Regions from separate parts of the Homo sapiens genome. Here all the other regions are linked to region 2. A link is a loop called in an ENCODE intact Hi-C map of the cell type or tissue named here. Cell type or tissue: PC-9. All regions are shown on one strand. Links, peaks and the distances in the headings refer to the core of each region. The heading gives the core; the rest is flanking DNA. Region 1 overlaps CDKN2B-AS1 (CDKN2B and CDKN2A antisense cis and trans regulatory RNA 1). Region 2 overlaps CDKN2B-AS1 (CDKN2B and CDKN2A antisense cis and trans regulatory RNA 1). Region 3 has its middle 150 kb from the start of CDKN2B.

Region 1 (7,066 bases), core at 1,389-6,388, 62 kb after region 2:
TTAAAATCAAACAAAATGATATGCATAAACTTCCTAGCATAGTGCCTAAGATATAATGGGAGTCACTGCATTTTTCTTGAATTATTGCTAGATATAGTCCTCCACTTTGTGAAGTAGACAAATTACAGTACTTTGAGGTAGCTAGGGAATCATTTGGATGGCTTCCATTTGCTACAGAGAAATTTATTTGGAGGAAAAGAAGCTGAAGGGTTTCTCAAGAGACCTCAACTATTCAGGTTGTCCCAAATTTTCTTCTTATATTCTAAGTCCAGTGCAAACAAAATTTCTGCCTATTTAATGTTTAATATTTAATATAGCAAGAGAATTCATTTTAGGTCCAATTTGTGTAGTATAGTATTGTATTATTATAGGTACATATAAAATATTGTTTAATAAATACACCTTCTGATTTATGAGCATTTTGAAGAGCTTGGACCACAATCTTGAACAATTTACTTTATGGTGGAATTTTATAGTGCTATATCTTCACTTTTATAGCATACTGCTAAGTCTATATGTATAAACATAGTTTTTGGTGAAGAATATGACCCCCAAGGTTAACTTTAGACTTTAAGTGATCTACTTTTTGACCTTCATTGTGGCAAAAAGCATGAGCAGCCTATGCATTCCACCACTTCCTCCATCAGCACCACAGCTGCCACCAGTACAACTACTGTTCCCCCAGCCTGTTTTGCTTCCTAAGCATTGATGTTTAGAAAAAAAAAATTGACTAGTTTAGTGAAGCTAAACTATTTGTACATTTGCTGAGATAATACTATGCATTTCCATTAATAATGAATACTTGTGCCAAAAGCAAACTATAAGGGTTATAGTGATGATGTGCTGGATGAGAAAACCAGAGGAGTAAAATTCTACTTTCACCAGTAATTAGCAGTGTGGAGTTGAGTAAATAAACCTCTCTAAGTCTCAGTTTCTACATCTACTAAATCTAAGCAAATTCAAAACAGTGATTATTTCATTAGATTAGATATTTTGATTAGTCTTAAATGTCTAATATATAATAAACACTCAACAGGTAGTAGCTATTCTATGTTAGAATACAAGCAATTCATTTTTACCTTATCATGATACTCATATTTCCCCTTCTCCTATTTTTCCTTTATCCTCTTAATCCTATTGCTTCTGTTTATAAAATCAAATCCTTTGCATAGGGAGACCACATATTAAAAGAAAATAAATACACACACACACACACACACACACACACACACAAATAAATAATATTTTTCCAAAAGAAAAATACTTCTCCTCAAAGAAAAAAGTTACAAAATAAGTATTGATCATATGAAATGTATACATGGTGGAAATAGATCATTTAGCACTTTATAACTTGAATATAGAGTAGTATTCTTAGGAGAGAGTCAAAAAGGTTGTGTCAGCATCCTAGTGAAACATATTCAGGCACCTTTTGCCTTCAAACTTCTTTCCCAGCCAAGATGACAAATGTGGGTTAAACATTTCCTCTCTTACTGACTCATTTGGCAGAAAAAGAAGTCCAGATACCAAGAGGAATAGAAAAAAAAATGATGGGGATACAGGCACAGGAAGGAGGGGGAGGGAGGAGAAGCAAGTCATATTTCATCAAGCTATGCAAAACCAATGCAGAGGATTAAAAGAAGGATGCATTGACTTTCACAGGTAAAAACCAGGTTCTGGAAATATAACAATTTTTAATGTGAACTTCACACCAAAGAATATTAATAACTAAAGTGTTTTTTACAGAATCACTGTACTATAATTCAGTTATTTACAGGATAATAACAAAAATATATATGAACTTACACAGGAAAGCCAAAGATCAAATCTCCAGAGTATTCACACTCATGTATACTAACAGACCCAAAGTTACACTTTGATTGAACTACTGTGAAAAATAATCAGAGTAATTGTTTGATAACTTAATTATAGGATATTCTAGGATATCCTACTAGGATATTCTACTCTGTTTCTAGGCATTTTACAACCTTTAACTAATTTGTCCCATAATAATTGCTAAAAGTAATTATGTTAATCTGCCACCATCACATCCAAATTTTTGTAAAATAGTCAGGTGTGAAATCTGAGCTGACTAAAAATAAAGTACAAATACTAAAACATCTTGTCGTGTTAGTTATAGCTGACCTAGGCGAAAAAAAGCTTGACTTCCACTGTTCCTTCTTTCCTGCCCTTTTGCCTCATATTTATCTGATACTCATGGCTAAAATTTGTTGTGAGGATAAAATAAAATTAAATGACATACGTAAAGTCCTCAATAAATAATAGCTCTTATTACCATTGCTATGGTTACTATCACTATTTCTGTATTTTCTTTTGCCATTCCTCATGCTTGAATATGAATCTCATGGGTAGAGTTTCCCAAAGCATGATATGTGTAGTACTACTAAAGGCAAGATTTTGGGTGCATACAGACAAAAAAATAATTTAGTAGTAACATATTTATATTAAAGTATATTTAAAAATTTTTAACTAGCACATCAACCTAGTGATGTAACAGCTACTGTTATTACTAAACAAATTTAATTAAGTTGAAAATCATAGTATATTTTCAGAAGCATAATAGTATAGGTGGTATGTGAATAGCATAATCATGAAGATGGCACATAAATAACTAAAGTTTGGAAAACAATGAAATAAAGCGTAAACAACTGCTTTCACAACCTAAGGAGTGGGGAAGTAGAGTCACATTTTGAAAGAAGCAAATCTTTCACCTGCTAGATTATAAATTCCTGAGGACACATAGTCTTCATCTAGGCAAGTATATTAATATGTGCCCAAGAACTGAACACTGGATATATTTGAAGAAAATCAAAACAGCGCATGTGTGTCTGTGTGTGTGTGAATAGATTTTGATGAAGAAAAAAAAATCTTATAAAGGCAGCGAATGTGGAAAAGCCTTAATTTGTAATTCATACCTTATTCAACATCATATGTTTCTTACCGTAGAAAAAAATCTATGAATATGAAACAGCCTTTACCAGTGACTAAAATCCATGGAGAAAAAAACTCTCAAATTACTAATAAAAGTGGAAAAGTTTTAGCCAATTATCCTTCACAACATTGGAAAAATCTAAGCACATAGTAGCACTCAATACATGTTTGCTAAATGAATAATTGATATGGCTATTATAACTACAAATAACCTAAAACTTCAAAACCAAATAAAATACAGACCTGATAGCTCCTTAAAATTTGGGGGATGGAGAGAAAAGACGCTAAAAATAAAAACAGATAGAATTACAATTCCTGCATAAACAGTGTTACAATGACAGCCTGTTAACAGGAATATCATAAAACTCTATTGTGAATAGATTTTCCAAACATGTATACATTTCATAGTCATGAAAACACATCACTCAGTCATACATATTAAGGATATAATTGATTAGAAGGGTTTAAGTATAGCCATTCTTGTGTGATTGTGTGACAAGAGTCAGAATTCAAGAAACTTTTGCAGGAACGCAAGGTTTTTTTGAGAAGTAAACTCAGTGATATCTGTTTTGCTTTCTTTAACATAATAATGCCAAGGTTAATATTATGGACAATTTTTAAAATCTTACTGTTGGGTCTGAGTACTTGTGAAACAACATTCTGAAGACATCCAAAGACAGCATGAATGGAGACCCCCTGGACTGGTGCTTCCATTGGGCCACAGTGGTGGCCATGGGGCAAGGTAGAGTCTGAGTACTTCAGGGAGGGTGGGATTTATTCTTGACTCACAACCACACAGATGAACCAGTCTTCATGCATTCCTTAATTTTATCTGTTGCAATGCATAAATACATTTCTATGCCATCCTCTTTTAAGAGCATTTTTCACTTTCTGCTTTTTAAAGACAGAAATAATAAGGATTTGGATTACTGAGCTCTGTGAATTGTAATATTTTTCAGAATATTATAATTGTTCATAGACCCTTGAAGGCAGAAAATGTCTAGTTCACTATTATATTTCTAGTGTCCAGTGCCTGAAACATGGTTGGTAAATATTTGTTGAATTAGTTAATAAACGTATGAACAAATGTTTTAGCCCCTAGACAGCTGGTAGAAGAAAGGGTTTAGGAAAGAAAATAGGAAAGAGAACTTCTGAAGCCCAAATTCACATTATTTATTTCTTGGCCTCTTGTGCCTACCAGGCCCAGCAGTGAATGAGCTAGCAGTGATCTCACCCGTAGAACCTGCTGGGCTAGTCCTTCAGCAAGTGAGGTGAGTCTGTCAACTCATGTAAAACATAGTAAACTTGGCTAACATATTCCCAGAACAGTGTGACTGCTCTCACCATCCAAATCTGCCCTGGTAAGCTAGATCTAATTATCCACCATGGAATTTGGCCAATTACACAGAGATTATGGTATGTTGAGAAATATGAACTTTAGCTACCCATAAATACAAGAACAGGAATCAAGGCCACTCCCTATTGCTTCTGGTGATTTCTGAAATTTTTTTCAAAACAGACAACAGTTGCTTTGGAGTCTGTGAGTTTCCTTCTCAAGTAGATGAAAACATAAGTCAAAATGCTTTAGATTTTTATGTAAAGTATCTTCAAATATAAAGAAAATAGAGTCTGTAGTGTTTTTTCAGTAAGATTTCAAATGAAGTTCAAAGCCCTAAGAAAGTGTTTTCACCTTTCAGCAGTAGATTCAGAGAGCTTAACTCTTTCCATTTACAACAGAAGGTCACCATGCACATTATCACATGTTTATGCAGTAGAACTAGACAAAGTTTAATGTTCCCTTTTATATGTTTTCCTGGTAAACAAAAATTGTCTCAGGGTTATTATGCATATATGATATTGTCAAGAAACTTTCTGGGTACTGTGGGGCAAAGTCTTCTCCATAAATAAGCTAGGGTTGATTGGAGTTTTCACTTTGAAAAATATCGCACAGGAGGATCTCAACAGCTAGACAATTTCCACAGTACATTTTATTTTTGTTCATTGTTGTTATACACAACTCTTCAGGATCACACCTACTGAAGAGGTTCAGGTACATCTGTAGCATTTGCTCTTCTCATCACTTCAGATTGTCTATTTTTCTCTCTTTTCTTTTTCTCCCAATATACTTTTCTGTTGCATTAAAGGACACCACTTTCCAACACATTTTCTCTTTATCCCAGTTTTATCTCTTACACCATCAACATTTCTGGTACATTTGTTTTCTGTTTTCATGGAAATTTTTACTTTTGCAGGCAGTTATTTAGTGAGAGAGGGAGTGGTACAAAACCACAGAAGTGACTAAGAAAAGTCAGAGAAATCAAATCTGATTCTACACGCAGTGAGCAATAGTATAATGAATGCTGGGTTGAGATGAGAAAGCCTAGAGATACATTCTGGCACCAAAGCTTACTGTGTGGCCTGGGAAGTCAGGGAACCTCTTGAGTATTTCAGTTTCCACATTTATATAATTAAGATGCTAACACTGACTGACAGAAATGTCAGTAAGATGAAATCAGACTGCATGGGAGTTTTATGTTACATTAATTTGTAAATTGTGTATCTCTGTATTCATGTGAGTGTGGCTATCATGATGTTAGACATCCAGCTACAAAGGAGGCATTCGTGCACACACACAGTCTCCAATCTTCTGTTTACCTTCTGTTTACTCCTGCCTAAACTGGACTAACTCAGGAATATCAAGGAGTTCATTCCTCAGAAGATGGAATCCATACACATGAACAATCTGACCATCTCTACTGTACCTTGCACAGCTGCTTGGCTTCATAAAACTTCTCCCAGTCTGCTTCACTGACAGTCTGATGTTGGTTATGATCTCCTTCTCAACCCACCACCCACATCTCCACTATAGTCTGGTTGTTTGTGAACATCTGGATTGAACTAGAATTGAGTAGAGTAATGATGTTTTGGAGTCAAATTGATTTGTGTTCAAACACTGGCACTATAATGAAATAGCCATGACACCTTGAACTTGTCATTTAATTTCTATGAGGCTCCATTTCCTAATTTGTATATAGATGGCACTAATATCTACACCATAGAATGCTGATAAGGAATAAGCAAGATAATACATGATCACAGGCTCTTGCCTTGATCAACAGTTAGAGTGGTGTGTTAGTCGGCTAGGACTGCTGTACAAAGTGCCACAAACTGAGTGGCCTAAAAAGAGAAATTGTCTCACAGCTCTGGAAGCTAGACGTCTGAGATTAGCAGTTGGCTGGGCCATCCTCTCCCTCAAGGCTACAGGGAAGAATTTATTCAAGGTCTCTTCCGTAGCTTCTGTTAATTTTGTGACTTTTAGCAGCATAACTCCAGTCTTCAGAGAGCATTCTCCCAGTGCATGTCTCTATGGCCAAAATTCTCCTTTTTATAAGGACACCATGATTAGGAGCTTCTCCTATGTCAGTAAGATCGCATCTTAACTAATTATATTTGCAATGACCCTGTTTCCAAATAAGGTCACATTCTGAAGCACTAGGAGTTAGGACTTCAGCATAGTCATTTCGGGGGAACACAATTCAGCCCATAACAAATGGAATGAAAAAATTTTGAGGGCCTGAAGATTTGGCAAAGTTTATTTAGGAGCTGAGAGGTCAGAAAAACCGTGCAGTGTGCCATAGCTAATTGCTCAGCCACTTCTTACTATAATCTGTTTTTTTAAGAGACTATATAAATTATCCAAATAACTACTATAAGCTGCCATTCTACTTTGATTGTGGTAATCTGTATTTTCTCATTCCAAAAATGGAGAAAATAATGCTGGCCTCTACCTCCTAGAAGCTTACAGTCAAAATATTACAACAACAATGCTATCCACACAGATGTTAAAACACAGAGTAAACAGATGTTGCGCAATTAAGACACAGCTAAAACAGGGGCCGAGTATTTATATATGGAGAATTGACTCTTGTTGCCACAGGAAGGTGAAGGACAAGAGCGAAAAGAAAAATTATACTGGTTTCATAAAGACAGGACTACTGAGGGATTTGAGGTGGTCCTTGCAGGGAGAGAACATGGGAAGCTCACAGGAAATTAAACCAGTAAGTTGACATGGCTTCCCCTGACTGAGATATTAATGATTCTAGTTCCACCGAGCAAC
Region 2 (7,066 bases), core at 1,063-6,062:
GCTTGGAATTTGAAAGCTAGAATTGCAAGGTAAGAGATCTGAGAGTTTCAAGTGGGGAAAGTTTCCAGCATTTCAGAGGAGGCTGCTTTGTTTGTTTTTAGTCTAGACTGAGAGTGCAAAGGCTTAGGAAATATGCTTTAGGTTTGAAGACACCCTGGGGTTGTTTTCTTTCTCCACTTAGAGCCCTGGGTAATAATGCACATGCCAGTGCCTGCACTCAGAGTTGACTAACGGCTACCAATGCTACCTCTCTTTCTCTCCACGCCCAATCAGTAATGAAGGATGATTGCCGCTAGTTTCTTAGAACCACTTTCACATCACCCACACTACTGATGTCTTCAATATTTCAGATGTCTCAGTATTTCTCAACTGAATTAGAGCAACCATCTTCTAACTGATCTCCCTGCTGCCAGCATCTGATCTGCACTCCATACTGCCTTCTAAAGAGCAAATTTGACCACAAGACTTCCCTTTTTAAAAAGTTTTAGTGGCATCTGATAGTCTTTACCATGAAATGCAGACTATCCTAGTACAGTTTCTGATAGGACAATTACCTTGGTTCGAATCCTGTCTTTGCTACTGATCAACTTGGGAAAGTTTCTTAACCTGTTTGATCTTACATTTCCTCATTTATAAAATGAGATAACATTAGTCCTGCTTCATAGCTTTGTTGTTAAGATCCAATTAGATACTCCTTTTAAAGAGTTTAGCACTGTATTTAGTTTTCAGTAACTTTTGGTTATTATTACTATTATTATTTTACCACCTTACTATTAATAACTAAAAAAGCATTCCCACAAACTGGCCCCTTCTCCTTCCCCAGTTATGTACCTCACTACTGGTTCATCAATAATCACAGCTTTTATATATGAAGTGCCTACTTTGTGCCAGTCCCTTATGCCAAGGCATTTACATATATTATTTAATCTTTAACAACTCTCCAAATTAGTACTAGTACCTTCATTTTACAAATAAGAAAGCTGAGAATTAAGAGTCAGACAACTTGGGCTGGGCACGGTAGCGCATGCCTATAATCCGAGCACTTTGGGAAGCCAAGGTGGGCAGATCACCTGAGGTCAGGAGTTCCAGACCAGCCTGGTCAACATGGTGTAATCCTGTCTCTACTAAAAATACAAAAATTAGGCCGGGCACAGTGGCTCATGCCTGTAATCCCAGCACTTTGAGAGGCTGAGGCGGGCGGATCATGAGGTCAAGAGTTTGAGACCAACCTGGCCAACATGCTGAAACCCTATCTTTACTAAGAATACAAAAATTAACCTGGCATGGTGGCGTGTGCCTGTACTCCCAGCTACTCAGGAGGCTGAGGCAGGAGAATGGCTTGAACCCAGGAGGTGGAAGTTGCAGTGAGCCGAGTTCATGCCACTGCACTCCAGCCTGGGTGACAGAGTGAGACACGGTCTCGAAAAAGAAAAAAAGTACAAAAATTATCCAGATGTGGTGGCAGGTGCCTGTAATCCCAGCTACTCGGGAGGCTAAGGCATGAGAATCGCTTGTATCCGGGAGGCAGAGGTTGCAGTGAGCCAAGATCGTGCCATTGCACTCCGGCCTGGGCGACAGAGCTGGAGTCTCCCAGACTGACTCCATCTCAAAAAACAAGAGTCAAACAACTTAACCAAAGTAACCCAGTTAGTAAGTAATAAAGCCCATAGTTGAAATCAAAGCACATCATGCTCCTAATCTGTTTTTTATGACTACACTATGCTGTCTTTATCACACTTGATTTTCAAAAAATTGCCACAACAGTATTTCTGGGCCCACATGCTTTTTCAGGACATTGGCACTTCTCCATTCAGAGGTGAAATTTATGCTCCCTACTGAACCTGGACAGGCTCTTATAACCACCTCAACACAAGAGAGACTAGTGATTTCCAAGGCTTGGTCACAAAAGGCAATATAGCATCTGCCTGAGTCTCTCTTTTCAGACATACACTTTCAAAGGACTAAGCTGCCCTGTCAGAAGTTCTGCTACCTGAAGCTCCCATGCTTGAGAGACCTTGTGAAAATATCATGCAAAAATAGAGATTCATGAAGAGCTCTAGCTGCCCAGCCCCGCTTCATGCAATCATGCAGTCCCAGCAGACACTGCATGGAAGAAAGGTGAGCTATCCCACCCAAGTGCTGCACAACTTGCAAATTCATGAGCTAAATAAATGATCATGTTTATTTAAGTCACTAAATTTTAGGGTGATTTGTTATGCAGTAATAGAAAACCAGAATATGCACTGAAACCTCCAACACTAATCACTTTCATTTCCGCTGATGATATACCCTCCATAGTCTTCATATGTGCAGCTGCCTCGGCCTACAAGTCATCATGAGCCCACAATATCCCAGCCAGTATACACATACCCTCATTTAACGAGTTACTTTGCTTTCAAGAGTCAGTGTAGCTGTTGCAGTTTCAATCATCTTTCTTCAAATTGGTGAGTAGGTGGTTAAGGACCCAAGCTTCTAGTCAGAATACCTAAGGCTGAGTATTTTTTTGTTGACTCCTTCCAGGCTGTGAGACTTAACCTCTATAGACCCCTATTTCCTCCTAAAGAGAGTAATTATAAAACTTCTATCTTAGATGTACTGTGGAGATTAATTTATAGCTCCTAGCAAAGTCCCTGGTATTTAATATTCAGTGGTATTCAATATATGTTGCTCTTATTAGAGCACTATTATATTGCATCACAAGTGTCTATTTATTCTTCCATTTTCTCCTCTAAACTGTCAGTCATTTGAGAACAATAACAGTGGTTCTTCAATGCCTGGCACCTAGAATATGCAAAACACAATTTTTATTAAATAAGTAAATGAACAAAAAACAAACAAATGGTAAATGGATGAATAAATGAATGAGTGAATGAATGAATGAAAGAGTAGGTAAATATAATCTGGCTTCCCTTTAACTTCTTATACCCAGCATGTAGGAGAGGTACGGTGGTAGAGATTTCCAGTCCTGTGGGAAGTAGTCTTAGTGGCTGGCTGCATGCTTTTCTTCATGTCAGGTCCAATTTTTCTCTTTTCCTAGTGGTGCTACAGTACCACAAACATTATTTCTGAGTCTCCCTCATCCCCAAAACCATGTAGAGAGCATCCTCACTTGGGCAAGTGAAATGTTTTGATCCTGACAATCCAAACCAGATGGCAGGATTGTAAGAAAAGTCACTTCCATAATCTCACATGGCCTCTAGCTACAGGTTTCCTTTGCACTTCTAACCATTTTATAGCATGCCATCTAGGTGCCTGACCTTGCCAAGTAAAATCCAGTTAATCTTTACAATGTCATTCCTCTTTATGGCCTCCACGATATGGCAATGCCATATGGTGGCAATGCTATGGAAGGGACTCTGCTCTTACCTGTTAAGCAAGTTTGCATTGCACTAAGCAAATAATTTGCCTTCTGCCTCATGTATATTTCCCTAGTAATATCTGCTTAATGAAAAAATTGAGAGAAATTATTAAAGAGTAGCACAATATTGACTAATAAGAAAGATGAGAAGATTCTACATTTTATTTTTATTTCACAATAGAATTTACGTATATGTATATTTATAGATAAAATTCTGATAAGAAAAGCTCACAAGCTACAGATATGCTGGCTGAGTTGCAATAACCGTCACTGGAACGCAGTGCTATTCCAGTACATCAGTGTTATGTAAGGACATTTTTATTTCAATAGCCAGAAAACCCCAATGTGCCTGTTAGTGTTTGGTATGTCCCCTTGCCTCAGCATTTAAAAAGCCTAAAATATTTTTTAAAGGAGTACAATACAGGGGGTTGGCTGTCTACTCAAATAAATTGTTTTAAAAGCAAATGTGGAGTTTATCTTATTGCTGTTATTATTATAGGCTCTATGCTTTTTATAACTTTAATCTTATAAATTTAATTATTTCTACATTCTTTCTCAGGAGGAGTTGTTTGAAGTCTACAGAATGCTGAGGTTTAGAAAGATTTCTGAGGTGTGGCATCACATCTTCTGATTGGGCAGCATTCTCGAACGATGTGGGCCTTTGCTGCTGACTCACCAGAGGGCAGCAACTTCGAAGCTTGATGTCAGCATGCAGGAATGCCAGGCACTTCTCTCTGGCAACCCCCAGCTGTAGCCCAGAGTTAAGCAAAGCTTTTTGGGTTAGCCTCTGACCAACCTCCTGGCTGGACTTCTCAATGCCCCAATAGCCAAGCTCCAGAAAAGAAAATCCAGATCTTAGCAGGGCAACACTAAACTCTTCCAGCTATATATCAGTGGTGATAATGACATAATTGCCCAGTCATAGTTGGGATATGTGGGAAAGTGGGTATGGTTTTCTGGGCACCCCTCCCCTCTCTTCACGCACCACACACACACACACACACACACACACACACACACACACACACACACATCTGTTCTAGAATGAAAACCCCAGAATGCAGAAAGTAACCTGTGAATAGTCACTAGTAAGATTTCTAGTTTTCTGGATAGATTGTGTTTGTTTGTACTCCTGGTTATTTGACCTGCCTCAATTTTCCCACATTTCTGACTGGCCCAACTGAAGCCTCAGATGAGAGCAAGGACCATCTCTGAGGTCCATTCCACCTTAATAGTCTATAATCTCATGAATTTAGCTAACTGGGCACTTTCTGAGAGGACTGGCTTTCTAATGCTGATAAAGCAGGGCAGAGTTGCTGGCCACACCCTTGTTAGGCCCAGATCTATGAACACCTATTTTTGTATGCTATCTAGTTTCACATCTTTCCTGCTCTCTGCACCATGCCCTCACTTAGCAGAAAAGAAAATCTTAACTCTAAGGTAATTAGAATGTTCATATTTGCAAAATCTTTTAGATTGTTTTTGGGTTTTAGGTGAGTGTCTTATAAGAAACAGCCTAAAGGAGAGACTAAAGGAGCAGAGTAGAAGGCCATACGAAAACAGAGGCAGAAATTGGAGTGATACAGCCACAAGCCACAAAACACCTGAAGCCACCAGAAGGTGGAAGAGGCAAGGAACAGATTCTCCCCAAGAGCCTCTGCCGAGAGCATGGCCCTACCAGCAGAGGCTCTTGGACAGACTAAAATCAGAAGTCTTGATTTTAGACCTTCTGCCTCCAAACTGTAAATACATTTCTGTTGTTATAAAGCCATCAAGTTTGTGATAGTTATGGCAACCATAGAAAACTTACACAATCCCTTACACAGAATCATGTAGGTAATGTAATGAGCAAGCCATCTAGCAGAGAAATTCTGGTTTTAGTATCCTAGATAATTTTTCAGTACTAAAACTGATCGTTTCAAAGCCGGGGAAAAAAACAGAAAGTGAGAGTGGCCTATAGTAAAAACAAGAGCAAATGTGCAATTCAAAGGAATGCCTGTCATTCAGATGCATCTCAGTTACCATGAGCCCAATACGGCCAAATCTTCCCATTTTTATCAAATTTTTATCTTAAATTCCCTGCATTTTAAGTGTTGGTTTAAAAACCAAACAGGCAAACAGCACTCTGTGGGCACAACAAAATGTGTCTGAGAGCTGAGTTATGACCATAGGCAGTTGGTTGCAGTCTCTGGAGCTAACGGATCCTTCCAACAGTATTTAAGGTATGTGCCATAGACAGTTCATGACCGAACCAAGAACATGGCCATGTTGTCCTCCTTCAAAACCCAGTCTGCTAGCCCAAGCCACTTACATGCAAGCTCTGCCCATCCTTGGTATAGTCAGAGATAAATATTTTGTTGAAGCCTGAGATAGTGTATCAGCCTCTTGCTTCTAGGCCTCTCTTCTTAGTTTTTCTATGGTAGTTTGATTTGCACTCTTGTACATGTAGAATCTAGAAGCCATGTGTGTGTGTGTGTGTGTGTGTGTGTGTGTGTGTGTTGAAGAGGGTTAGGGTTGCAATGAAACGTGTGATTATTTTAGAAGGAAAAATAAAAGAAAACAAATTATTCACCAGAGAAAGCTGAAAATCAAAAACCATTTTTCTGTTCTTATTTTGCCACAAAGCTTTAATAGATATTTTACTAAAGGGAATGATATTTAGGTCAGGTAACAAGATATAAAACTGAGACATTACTTAAAATTGACATAACATCCATAATTTAATTTATTAAAAGTTGTTACTTCTGTGGCCATTTATCACATTTCTAGAGCTACCTATCTTTCAGTTTCAGACTGAGTATCTTATAAAAGCATTATAAAGTAAAACAATTCAACTAGATTGACTTTTTCAGTCTGCTTATGGTGGTTAAGAAGATTGTTATGAGCATTGAAAGTAATACACAGATTTATAACTCTTGGTTGAGTCTGCAGTGAGGAGGGAAAGTTGTAATTAATATTTATAATTGATACTTGTGTTATCATGGAAATACATACTCTGAAAATAAGAAGCGCAGTCTGTTGAAGGGTGTCTCTGAAAGGTAGAGGAATTTTAAAGATTTTCATAAATACAGAAATAAATGCATCTCTTTACTGGTGGATCATTATCCTCAGTCAAATTAAAGTTAAAAATACAAAGAATCCTAACAAGTCAAGAATAGGGAGGTAAACAACCCAGTTTTAAATTGGGCAAAATATTCAAATAGACATTTCATCACAGAAGACACGTGAATGGTTAATAAGCACTTGAAAGATGTCCGAAATCATTGGTCATTAGGGGAATGGAAGTCAAACCCACAATGAAGTACCACTTCACAACCACTAGGCTTAAGTCTGCCAAAAAGACAGGCAATAATAAGTGTAAGCAAAGATGTGGAGAAGTGGGAACCTCCATACATTGTTAGTAGAAGTGTAAACTGTTACAGCCACTTTGGAAAACAGTTTCTTAAAAAGTCAAACATTAATTTTCCATACAACATCCTACTTCTAGGTGTCTACCCAAGGAAATGAAAAAATACTTCCACACAAAGACTTAAACATAAACGTTTATAACAGCATTATTCATAAAAGTCAAAAAGCAAAAACGGCTGCAATGTTCTTCAACTGATGAACAGAAAAACAAAAGGTGGTATATACATAAAATAGAGTATTTTGTAGACACAAATAAAAAGGAATGAAGTATCATACTGACATTTGCAACATTTATAAACC
Region 3 (7,066 bases), core at 636-5,635, 56 kb before region 2:
CCCCCAAAACTATTGAAATTTTTTTAAAAATAAGAAAAAATCAAATAGCATATACATTACCCTAGTACATGCCTAGAAAATCGTGGCTGATACGGTAAACTCTAAATTTTTCAGGAGCAAGTTAACTGATTTGCAAATTTAAGATGGGTTGAGTTAAAAACACATCTATACATCTAATATCACATTTTAGTATACATGTATATACACACAAATAAATTAGGAAACTATGCGGTAAAAATCATAAAAATTATTTCCTTATTAAGGATCAAATATGCAGTGTTTTTGTTTTGACATACAACTCCTCCCCAGTTGCAGCTTTATCTAGGCAGCCACCCGCTCAGCTCCTTCCCTTACTTCACTTCTCACCCTCTCCCATGCCATCATTCTCCCGGTCCTGGTGAAGACATGGTCTCTCTTCCCCCTTTCATAATAGCTGCTTCTTAACCTCCCTACTCATGTAGTGCATTGGGAGATGATTAGGGTCTAAGTCTTCTCCAAGACCCCCAACAGTAGCTAACTTGCCCCCAGATGATACTAAGCTACTCTGGTTATGTTTATGGGTTATTTGGGATTATTGGTGACCTTCCAACACTTTGCCCCCACTCCACCCGCAGCACACACACACCACACACCACCATCATCAACACTTAATTTATATTTGACTTTCTAGAATCAAATATATATCATTTAATTTATATTTGACTCTCTAGAATTTTTCTGCATTTCGCATTCCAAGTGGCTCTTTAGCTTATATTTCATTGTACTTAATGACAAGAAAGTAATTTCCTCTTGAAGATACATCCTATTTGATAGTTTGAAATGCTGAAAAATAATTCTCATACAAATCCAAACTCTCCTTTTGGATGATATTAATCTGAGTTTTATTTTTCTTCCCCTTGATCAAAAATTAAAAATAAAAATAAACACCTCCTCTAATTCCTTTTCCGTGGTGAAATCAGCTCTTCAGATAAGAGCCTAAGAAAATCAGGTTGTACTTCAAAGACATTATACTAGGTCTCAAAAGATTACATATGGTATGATTCCATTTCTATGGCAGTCTCAAGAAGCAAAACTATAGGAACAGAAAATACATCAGTTGTAGCGAGGATTTGGTGGAATGGAAGGGAGGTGATATGTCTGAAGATAAAGAGGCAAAAAGAATTTTGGGGAGTGTGGAAATTTTTCTGTATCCTATTGTGTTGATGTTTTGTTGGTTACAATAAGCTTTGCATGTATTAAAACTCAGAACTGTAAACCAAAAAAGGCAAATACTACTATATATATAATTTAAATGTTTTAAAATTTCTATTTTGATCTCTTATTATATGCCAGATCTTTACATAATTTTTCATCTTAATCATCATAAGAACCCAGTGAAATAAGTAACAGTATTATCTCCATTTTTCAGATAAAGAAACTGAGACACAGATTTACTAACTTGCCCAAGGTTACAAAGCTTAATGGAGGTGACCTTGGATTTTAATCCAAGCAGACTGACTCCAAAACGAAATATCCTTACCACTACCCTATGCTATCTCTGAAAAGAATGAAAAAGAACTTCATTTACCCTCTATCAATGAAACTAAATGACTTATTTAAGGAGCAGAATACCAGATATAACTATATGGGCATAATTTAATGTGCAAATGGAGCAGAGCACATGCCACCAAGGCAAACACACACATATATCTAAGCCCACAAAATGTCTTAATTGCTGTTTTAATAACTAATTACACTTTCCAATTTCCAATTGTCTTTGCAATAAAATATCTTCCTGTTTACATAATAAATGAATTTCAAAGTCAATTTCTAATTTCCTTTTTTTTTTTTTTTTTTTTTTGAGACAGAGTCTCGCTCTGTTGCCCAGGCTGGAGTGCAGTGGCGCAGTCTCAGCTCACTGCAAGCTCCGCCTCCCTGTTCCCGCCATTCTCCTGCCTCAGCCTCCCAAGTAGCTGGGACTACAGGCGCCCACCACCATGCCCGGCTAATTTTTTGTATTTTTAGAAGAGACAGGGTTCCACCGTGTTAGCCAGGATGGTCTCGATCTCCTGACCTTGTGATCCACTGGTCTTGGCCTCCCGAAGTGCTGGGATTACAGGCATGAGCCACCACACCTGGCTGTCAATTTCTAATTTCTAAAGAAAATCTTTCTGCAACTACTCCTTAAGAAATCAGTATTCCAATGCAAAGAAATTACAATATATCAATTGGAAGCTCAAATTACTTGTTTAAAAATTCAAAAAATTTAATTCCACTCCCCCTGCCTCTCTAGTTCCCCAAAACTAAATTCTTCTGGATATTTTTTGGAACTAAAACCTTTTAGTAATGAGGCAAACGGATAAATACACCCACATCTGGTGGCTTGTGGTCATTCTTACATATTCATCTAGGTCTTTCAGTGCCTGCAATCAATATACCCACAAACTCCATTCCAGGCACTTTACAAAAACAAAGCTGTCTTCTGCAAAAGTGATACATGGTATACCTTATATTTTAGCAGCAACAGCAGCAGTAGCAGCTCAGGAGAGAAAACAGAGGGAAACAATTATTATGGTTTTTAAAACTAAGAGTTACAAAGAGTGACTATATTTAGTAAGCACTATTTTGAGATGATAAAGTCTACTTAGTTTTGGTGCAAAAAGTTGGTTGAAGGATATTTGCATTTGGATTTTAACACTCAACACTCAATCATGATTAATTTAATCACCTTAGTACTATGTCCAAGATGGATTACACACATAATTATGTATATGTTCTTTTCCTCCAGGCAAGAATTATCTGGGGTCCATGTGACATTTCTGCCTTGAATCTGCCTTTCCTGACACATTCAAGGGTTTGATGAAGCTATTCGCAGCCCACCATGAAGCTCTTTGCAGCCCACTATCATCAGCCTCCAAACACCTTTAGTCTGAACCCTAAGATTCAGAAATAGTTTTTCTAATGAACTCTACTGCACTTTATGTAAATACAATTATATTTCATACAGTCATATCAAAAAAGGGAACCAAAGAGAGATATGTGGAAAGAACCTAGTTGATCTTTGGAGTCAAAGGACCCTATTCATCACTCATTTACCATCTGTGCAATGCAGAACATGTTTGAATTCTCCAGTTTTTCTTCTGAAAAAGCATTATACCTATATTTATCTTTTAAGGTTACTACTACAATCAAGTAAGATGTTGTTGGCCTAACAAAGTTCTTGGTACAGACTGGGTAACATAAGAATCATAATTATATTTACAACCAGTAAAAGAATTTATAATTACAATCAAGAAAAGAAATCCTATAGATAGAAAAGCATTCATCTATAGCCATTTGCAACTTTATTTCACAATATTTCCTTGGGCAAATTTCTCTACACCCTGCCCCAATATCAGGTTTTATCTTGTTATAAACCCGTAGGATTTTTAGTGTTTATCATGAGTTACCAGCATGTCCACCATGGAATACAATGATTTTGGTTTATCAAGTCAGGCTGGCTAGAGGAATATTTTAGAGAAGTAAATGACTTTGCAACCTGATGCAGCTAGCAGGGAGATTGCACAACCTTAATTCACAAGCACAAGCACACACACCCACACACCCAGGAAGCGTGGGGGTCTTGTGGAAGTCAGTAGCTTATCTATTATGTACACTCCGGAGCTGTAAACAAGACCATGTGAGGACTCAGCTAGAATGCTTCCTCTGAGTCAGTATTAAACAAACTTCCGAACTATTAGGGAAGGAAATAAAGCCACTGTACCCCCAAAGACACCCAGGACAGAGTGCCAGGGATTATGGGAGTTGTTTTTAATATTCTGCCAGAGACTGATGCAATGATTAAAGGAGGTTTTGTAATAAAAACAACATACTGCTTAACAATAAATAGCTAGCATAAATTAGAATGGGTTGTAATCTCATAAGGAGTGTCCTACCAGAAATTTACATGACCAATTATGTAAAAATAACAAAATGTTTTGAAAATCTTTAGTGCTGTACTTCATAAGAATGCTAGCACAACTTTTTGTTTGGTAACAATTACTTTAGTATCATATCACAGTATCTATTTTGATTCAGGATAAATCACAGGCAAAAATCTCATCAATGGTAAAAATAATACAACACCAGGAAATCACAAATTCTCAAAAACAGTACAGCATGGGGCAGTGGAGAAGACTCTGGCTTTGAAATCAGAAGTGTTCAAACTACATTTTCTAGTTTTGTGATCTTGAGCAAACTGTATCTTATGAAGATATCATTTTTTCATCTATAAGATAATGACATTCACAAGGTTCTTATTAAGATCATATTAGATATTAGATGAGTAAGCACTTTGACAAATATGTAGAGCTGTATGAATGTGAGATATAATGACTCACTGCTTTAACCTGTAAAAGTCCTCAGGTCAACTCAAACAGAGTTAGAAAGAAATCAGGTTTAGAATGCTCTGGAATTGTTTTTCTTGAAGGCTAATGAGTTCTAAAGCTTGCCTCTCCTTTGGCCTGAAGTAAGTACATTTTTATTTTTAGGAAGGAAAAAAAAGATGGATATCACCTGTAACTGAAAATCTGCAGTTATAACTTGATCCTGAGAATGCAGATGCTCTTACTTACACATAGTCTTGTTTCTGAGTTTTAGAAGACTGAATACAGAAATCACCAATCATAAAAAGGAGGAAACAAAGCATTTTAATTTCTTTCAATGTCCACAAAGTAGAATGTTTCATTAAGTGTTGTCTGGGTGTTCAGACAGTAAAGGACATTACCATTTCCGGCAACCCAAAACTTGACCTCACATTTGGACTTCTGACGGTAAACTTCCTGAGAGGAAATTAAATACAGAGAACCTCTTCCAGTTTGGGATACCGGTTCTGCCAAAAACACCGTGAGAAACACTTACACTAAATTAACTTTTTGAAATTTACCCTTAAAATACTAAAGCTAACAGAAAGGGCAGTGTATTTTTTTTTATTTAGAATAGGGAGTGAAATCAAAATCAAATATGTCCAATATATCCTTTTCTCCTTTTATTCCTCTAAAAATTTGTTCTACAGTAAGATAAAAGAGTTCTTCCTTGCTTTCCTATAATATCTTTACTTGAACTCTAATCTCTAGGCCTTAAAAATGAAAACATTCAATTGAAAGAAAAAAAGGAATTATAGCAGACATAATTTACATATATGACATATATAAATCAAAATAAATATGACTTGTTCACCCTACTTTTATTACTCAAGCTACCCAGGATCATTCAGGCTCTCTTTCTTATCTAAGGTGTGGTTCACCTTCTGAGTTCAGTAGACAATTTGAGAGGTCAAATAGAGTCCATCCTTCAGGCAGATGAGACACTGCCCTATTTTTAAAAGACTTCTAGAGAAGGAAATTCCACAAGCTTCCTCAGTTACACATTCCAGTATCTATGAACCTCACTGTCTGAAAATTTTTCCTTTTCTCTTATCTAAATCCCTCATACTGCAGCTTAAGCCTATTGCCTCCTGTCTGGTCCTTAATGGAGATCATCATCATCCTTCACAGATCAACCTCCTCACTCTAGGCTCCTTTCAGATTCTGCAAGCCTGGAACCACTTGATTCCTAACTCTCCTTATTCACAACTCTTCAATCATTATTGTTATTTGCCTATGATTTTCTTCCAAGTTGTTTTTCTCCAATCTTGTTTTCATTTCAAATACCCTTTACAAATAATTCTTTAAAGAGCAAAGGAAATGAAAATTATCCAGTAATTTTACTACACTAAAACAATCTTCTTTCAATTTTCTTTGTTCTTGCCCTGACTCTGTAGACAGACATTGTAACCATACTATGTCATTTTATTGAATTTATTCCAAGTTTTAAAATTGTTAAGTTTCCCAACCCAGGACGCGCTTAAAATGAGCTACTTTATCATTATAATTTTGACAACGCTGGTATAAGGTTTGTGATCAGAAGAATTTTCTCTATCATTCAATGTATTTAAATGATGACTAGCAAGTACTGGGCTGGGTTCTAAGAATTTAGAGTATTTAACAAATAGTTCTTGCCCACAATCAGGTCTTAACAAAACACTCAGCCAATTAATTCGAATTTTAAAACGATTCTGTATTGGTGATTTCAGCATGTACCTAAACTGTGCAACCTTAGATGGGGGGCTGAGAGAGCTGGATCTTGGGGAGAGCAGAGGCTGCAGAAGCCAGGAGTGAAGAGTCACCTGGCAGGTAATCGGAGGGGTAGAGGGTTGTGATAAATTACCACAGCATCCGCTATCTACTGGGAGGCCAGAGCACCTAAGGACAGAATGCTCAGTGCAATCCATAGTTTAACTGGGCCTCTGTGGGAGGATATTTTGTCAAAGTCTGGGCTCAGTGGCAGCTGCCTCCCAAATATTTTCTGAATTGTAGTAAGAGAGCTTTGTTACCAGAATGAAATGGCAAATTGGTACAACTGGAGAATAAGTTAATAGGGTAATGTGACTTCGAGGTAAATCTTGGGAATTTACTTAGTAATTGATGAAACCATCTAATATCATCAAGAGAGCAACAACATTAAAGTAAAAATTGGTTCCACTACCATAACGTCTTCAGATAAATCCCTCTTCAGTTCTCACCCTCAGTTTCTTCACCTATAAAAGCAGACATTTATGGTGTATCCTAGAACTAAGATTCCAGGAAATAGCAAATATTAAAAATGACACATTATCCTTTCAAAAACTGAACATATAATCCCTTCCTTAATGTTGGGATTTTCACTAATTCTTAGGCCTAAATTTTTTTTTCCAGAAATCTCTTTTATTTCTTTAGATATATAAAACACTGTTACTTTATATTCTCTCTGATAATTCCAGTATCTGGGTCTACAGAGTCAATCTGTTGCTTCTGCTGGATCTCATAGTGTATTGTTTCCTTGTGGTGTTTATGAATTTTTAAACCTGGAGATCTCATTTTCTTTTCTTTCTTTCTTTCTTTTTTTTTTCTTTTTTTTTTTTGTAGAGATGGGGGTCTCTCACTGCGTTGCCCAGGCTGGTCTCGAACTCCTGGCCTCAAGTGCTGGGATTCCAGGCGTGAGCCACCACGCCTGGCCGAGATGTTCCTTT

Evidence for each region. A loop is a pair of places that touch in the nucleus more often than their neighbours do. Peaks named below come from ENCODE experiments on the same cell type or tissue, not always from the same donor. Only the 100,000 strongest peaks of a DNase experiment are listed, where the experiment ranks them.
Region 1: a loop joins it to region 2, with 3 times the contacts of the local background. A loop is called at or near these places in 18 of 110 quality-filtered maps.
Region 3: it touches region 2 in a loop (4-fold over the local background); 2 of 110 quality-filtered maps call a loop at or near these places.

The regions. Positions count from the first base shown.
Region 1 is chr9:22,039,206-22,046,271 of GRCh38, reverse strand. The region is part of intron 3 of CDKN2B-AS1 (CDKN2B and CDKN2A antisense cis and trans regulatory RNA 1); the gene reads right to left. Among named protein-coding and RNA genes, the nearest start is that of CDKN2B, 33 kb to the right of the region's middle. In PC-9, for the core only: no CTCF peak of the experiment used is centred there; DNase peaks (open chromatin) are centred at 1,491 and 4,271; H3K4me3 peaks cover 1,213 bases; H3K27ac peaks cover 3,769 bases.
Region 2 is chr9:22,100,457-22,107,522 of GRCh38, reverse strand. All of the region lies in intron 14 of CDKN2B-AS1 (CDKN2B and CDKN2A antisense cis and trans regulatory RNA 1), which reads right to left. Among named protein-coding and RNA genes, the nearest start is that of CDKN2B, 95 kb to the right of the region's middle. RefSeq lists enhancers at 3,914-4,413, 3,436-4,635, 4,414-4,915. In PC-9, for the core only: no CTCF peak of the experiment used is centred there; DNase peaks (open chromatin) are centred at 3,332 and 4,042; H3K4me3 peaks cover 643 bases; H3K27ac peaks cover 4,404 bases.
Region 3 is chr9:22,155,750-22,162,815 of GRCh38, reverse strand. No RefSeq gene overlaps it. Among named protein-coding and RNA genes, the nearest start is that of CDKN2B, 150 kb to the right of the region's middle. In PC-9, for the core only: no CTCF peak of the experiment used is centred there; DNase peaks (open chromatin) are centred at 3,675 and 4,405; H3K4me3 peaks cover 952 bases; H3K27ac peaks cover 3,573 bases.